Linked DNA regions of Homo sapiens: region 2 is linked to region 1. A link is an interaction called in ENCODE POLR2A ChIA-PET data of the cell type or tissue named here. Cell type or tissue: PC-9. All regions are shown on one strand.

Region 1 (2,500 bases):
CTTCCCTTAGGGGAAGCTATTGGGAGGGAAATGTGGGGTGGGTAGAAATGAGTGTCTGGGGTGACAGCCCTGCCTTGTCATTGGATATGTCCTCCTTCTGGGCCTCAGCCTTTCCATCTGCCGGATGAGAGGACTGTGGTGGGCAGTCTCTGAGCCTGTTCTAAAATCCCATTTGTTTATCTAACAGTTTTGTATTGAGCCAGGCATTGTTTTTAGGTGGTGCAGGAAGGAATAGACAAAAATGTCTACCCTCCTGATGCCTATAATCTAATGACACCAATCAGACTGGATTTCAGAAGTTAAATCTGCTCCCCTCAAATGCACCTGCAATTCAGTCAGAACCAACTTCGAGGTAGTGGCAGCTAATAGCTCTTAAGGGCTATGAGCCAGGCACTAAGCACTGGACGCTTCTTATTTGATTCAGTCCTCGCAAGAGATCTACGAAGTAGGTTTTCCTGATGAGGAAGCCTAGGCTGAGGTTGGCCCAAGCTGGGGTTGCACAGCTCAGAAGCAGTGGAGAGCGAGGCACTCACAGGCCTTCTGTCTCCAGACCCTCACGGTGACCCGAGTCTACACTGGCTCCTGGCCGAGAGCATTTCTTGCCCCTTCCCTTGGGCAAGTGCCCAGATGGAGGGCCACAGATGTCCCCCTCCACTTCAGTCACGGGGGCCCGGCGCCTTTTCCGCGGCACTGACCTCTCGCCTTCTCTCCCTGCAGGCTGTGCGAGGGCGTCGGCTCGGTGAATGTCTGTAAGTAGTGGGGTCCGTCCCCTCCTCCCGCTGGGCGGGTCTGGGAGCCTCTGGGCAAAGGGCGCGTGGGCTCGCAGCAAAGCCACTCACCCAGGTCGCGGCTGCGCCTGACGCGCGCCTCCGTCTCTTTCCCCTGCAGGCGTCAGCAGCTCCCGCGGTGGCGTTGTCTGTGGCGATCTCTGCGCCTCCACTACTGCCCCTGTTGTCTCCACCAGAGTCAGTAGCGTCCCCAGCAACAGCAACGTGGTGGTGGGCACTACTAACGCCTGCGCCCCCTCCGCCCGGGTTGGCGTCTGCGGCGGCAGCTGTAAGAGGTGCTAGGAGGCTGCCGCCTCCGCCAGCGCCTGTCGCCGTCACTCTCCACCCAGCCAGTACCTCGCGCCACCAGAACGCGCCGCCCGCGCCGGCCTCCCAATAGCCGCCGCCCGCTGCCTGCACTCTAAGCGCCCTCCCCACCGCTCCGCTCCGGGAGCCATCCCCGGTCGCAGGAGTCCGGGGAGGGCCGGGAGGCGCCATGGTCTCTCTCTGTAGCCTTTCCTGGTAGTCAATTTGTTGTCCCGAGGATTCATCTTTTTCTTCCGCCTGCCTTCTGTTTTTTTTGCTGTATACATTGGTCTTGCCTGAGCTCTTCCCCAAAGCTTGGAGGAACGGGGGAGGCCCGGGAATGTCCCTGTCTGCACGACCTGGGACTCTGCCCATGTGCTTTTGCCTGTGGAATGGAGACGCGGACCCTGGATAGTGGTTCTATGACTCTGCGAGGGACAGGCCCACGCGTGTGGGGAGAACATCTCCCTTCCGGGGCTGCCCTCAAGAGCTTCTGAAAAACTAATGACTCTGCTGCCTTCTCCTTTGTCTTTGTTTCACTCTGTGTTTCCAATAAACTCATTGTAGCGAATCAAGCCTAGTGTCTCAGAGTCTTGAAAATGCCAGGGCCTTCCTGTGATAGGGGCTCCTGCCAGAGCGCCTCAGGACCTGTTTATCCACTATTTTTCAGTAGCTAAAAATGACCACAGTAGGTGCTGCCCATCTGTACTTGAGCAGCCCAGGCCTTGGGGAAAACGAGAGAAGACTCACGGAGCCAGGGAATCTTATGGGGTCATGGGTTTCTCTAGACCAGGATTTATCAACTTCAGCACTATTGACAGTGTGAGCTGGGTCATTCTTTGTTTTAGGGCTGTCGCGTGCATTTGGTAGGATGTTTAGTAGCATCCCTGGCCTCAATCCACTAGATGCCAAGGGTCCTCCACCACCCTCTTGTGACAACTAAAAATGTCTCTAGATGTGGCCATATGTTTTCTAGGGGTTCTCAACCAAGGTGATCACCCGCCGCCCCCACCCCAGGGCCTTCCTGGAGGGGAAAGTGCATGGGGAAAAAGACGGGGTAAGAATGGAAGGAAGGTATGTGAGAGAAGCACTGTGCAGGGAGGAAGAGCCTTGGGTTGAGAGGAGAACTGGGCTTCTCATTCCGAGCCTTGATGGCCATTTGCCACATGTGTGACTTTGGGCAAATTGCTTCCATCCCCTGATCTTCAGCTGCCTTGGCTGTGGAATGGGGAGATTGGACAGTATTCCTAAGATCCTTCTAGCTCCCTATGTGAGATTGTGTTTGAAAGGGCTATGTTAATGCCCTTTGAGTTTGAGTGCCGGTTCAGCCATTTACTAGTCTGTAACTGTGGGCAAATCACTAAGCCTCACTGAGCTTTAGTTCCTTCACATTTAGAACGGGATGATGATATCTACTGGGCCATAGG
Region 2 (2,500 bases), 52 kb after region 1:
CTGCTGGGAGTACGCAGGGTGGGTCAGGGAGAAAGAGGTCATTAGTGGGGAGCTGGGCTGTAGTCCAGGCCTGAGGGGACTGAGGGCGACTGAGTGGAATCAGACTGTGGAAGTGGACAGGAAGCAGCAGAGTTTCTGGGGGGTGACTGGGGAAACACTGCATGGGGCTGGACTGGGATTGGTCATCTGGAGATGAGGCAAGAAGGGAGTGGAGAAGTTGCTCACAAGACCACACGCTCTTGCATTGCAGCGGCATTTATTGAAACACAGATCGAGACAACCCAGAAGGCAATGCACCCATAGACAGTCACAAGAAGGAGACCCAGGAAGTGGCTTAACTCTCTGTCCCGCCAGCTCTGCATTGGACAGTCCCCACCTGCACCCAGCAAGGGGGCATCTGGAGCAGCCATGGAGTCTTCTTTGAAATGTACAAAGGTTCACTGAATAGCAAGACCTGTCCAAAGTGCCCTAACCAGGGGCTGTAGGCAAAAGGATGCCCCACGATAATGGGCTTCTCAACTGCGAGGTCACATGAGGAGCCTGGCTGGAACAGGTTAGCCCAGAAGCAGGAAGGCAGTCTGAGAGAGAAGCAAAACATGAACAGGAATGAACAGGCAAGTGCTTGCTGGGGGACCATTCTTCCCAGCCAGGAGGAGGGGGCTGCTGGGGAGGGACTTTCTCCCTGATTCTCGGGTTGTGGGTGGCCTGGCTGGATGGTTAGGATGGCGCCTCCACCCAGAAGGTGGAGCTTCCGTGCTGACCACCACGCTGGGGGACTGGTCTTGTCCCTGAGAGCTGGGGGAATAATACAAATTGGATACAGGTATTTTGGAGCTAAGTAGGAGTTAAGTGAAGGGCTGGGAATGCCTCTGAAAACAGCTGCCAGGAGGACAACTAGGATGCATCTCCCTAGCATGAAAAGGCGCAGGGGAGCGGCCCGAGGGTCTTTCCCTCTGTAGGTCTTTCCCTCTGTAGGAACATCCAGAAGATTCTGGAAGCAAGCACACATTTTCCATTCACATGCCATTCAGTGCAGTGATGCAGGCAGGCAGGTGCTTGGCAGGAAGCCCTGGCTCCATGACTCTACTAGGCAAAGCGGACCGACCGGCTACTCCCGCAGCTGAAGCTGGAGGAACGAGGCTGGCAGGGGGCACAGGAGTCAGGGGCCACCACCGTGATGCTGCCGCCTATGGCTGAGGGGCCAGAAGTGATCTGGCGCCCTGGGGTGGTGCTGTAGGAGAGGCCCCCACAGGAGACTCCACCACGGGAGCTGCTGACACCTGTGGAGAGAGGAGACATGGAGGGGTGAGCAGCTCCCTGCAATCTCACCCACCCTACAACAGGCCCCAGGGCACTGCAGGAGCTGCCTCCCTCTCCAAGGAATTGGTGGTCAACAATGCAGGCCCTGTCCCTGAGATGCACAGCCCATCTAGGGAACTGGGGCAGGAAGGAAGTGAGGACCCCTGGACCCCGGGGAGCAAAGCTGCCAGGCCACAGGTCCATGGCCTATAGCTCACTGTCAACACTTGCGAAGAGCACTCAGCTCAGCTTTCTCTAACACCTGTCATGGCCCCCACTGAGGAGCCAGGGGAGGGTGAAACAGTTGGGGGAACACTCGAGGCTCCATGGGTTAGGCCAATGAGTTCAGCTTTTCTATCAAAAAAGCCATTTTTCCAGGAGAATTTCAGGCAGATACTCACAGACATTCACAGAGCCCACACCTTCACACAGCCTATGGAGAAAGAAAACTCTGTTAGTTCCAGACACTGAGTTGGATTCCTTGAGACTGATGGTTGCTTGGGGACAGAGAGGGTCATCCTGTGTACAGAGTCTACCCCTGAAAGGCAAGAAGGGCTCCCTCAAATCTGCATTAAATGCTTTCTTTCTTTGATGGTTTTAACCATGAAGACAAGGCTTTCTGATTTTCAGCAGCAGTGGGTAAGATTATGAACAGTGCCCCTAGTTTGAGTGATGGTGGCCAGCCTGGATGGTGCCAATCAAGCTCACAGGAAGGAGAGTTGAATCAGATACACCAGGGTGTGAAGGGGCTTTGTGGTTGATGAAGAGCTAAATGCATATAGAAGTGCATCATCATCATAACACACAGGCCTGTGTGGCAGCAGCTTCAGTAGGAAGCTATTCAACAAGGACGGATTTGGGAGGCATGAGACTTGGGTGCAGGTCCCAGCTCTTCTGCTTATTAACTGCGTAGCCATGATAAAGGCACTGAATTCTGAGCCTGCTTCTTTATCTAAAGATAAAAAGATGGGAAAAACCATATCTATCTTATTGGATTGTGAGGATTATAAAATAAACACTTAGCACAGGTCTAGCACAGAAGCATTCAGTTATTATTATTATTATTATTGAAGCTATTGTATTAGCCATGGCCAGAGTTGTAGCTCACACTCAGCTCAAGGAAATTCACTCCTGGAGGACCACAGCCTCCACCTCTGAAACCCCACAAAGTCCTCTTAGCCCCACCTGTGTTCCTCGCCCT

The links. ChIA-PET counts read pairs that join two places held together with the same protein. Peaks named below come from ENCODE experiments on the same cell type or tissue, not always from the same donor. Only the 100,000 strongest peaks of a DNase experiment are listed, where the experiment ranks them.
Region 2: POLR2A ChIA-PET joins it to region 1 with 7 read pairs; 2 of 35 experiments call an interaction of 5 or more read pairs at or near these places.

The regions. Positions count from the first base shown.
Region 1 is chr12:52,307,516-52,310,015 of GRCh38, forward strand. KRT86 (keratin 86) reads left to right here. Exons shown (of 11, transcript NM_001320198.2): 10 at 718-749; 11 at 889-1,648. The coding sequence ends at 1,070. Among named protein-coding and RNA genes, the nearest start is that of KRT83, 13 kb to the right of the region's middle. In PC-9, no CTCF peak of the experiment used is centred here; a DNase peak (open chromatin) is centred at 1,146; H3K4me3 peaks cover 1,456 bases.
Region 2 is chr12:52,359,767-52,362,266 of GRCh38, forward strand. It overlaps KRT85 (keratin 85), which reads right to left. Exons shown (of 9, transcript NM_002283.4): 7 at 2,485-2,500; 8 at 1,701-1,732; 9 at 240-1,280. The coding sequence ends at 1,087. Among named protein-coding and RNA genes, the nearest start is that of KRT85, 6.5 kb to the right of the region's middle. In PC-9, no CTCF peak of the experiment used is centred here; no DNase peak of the experiment used is centred here.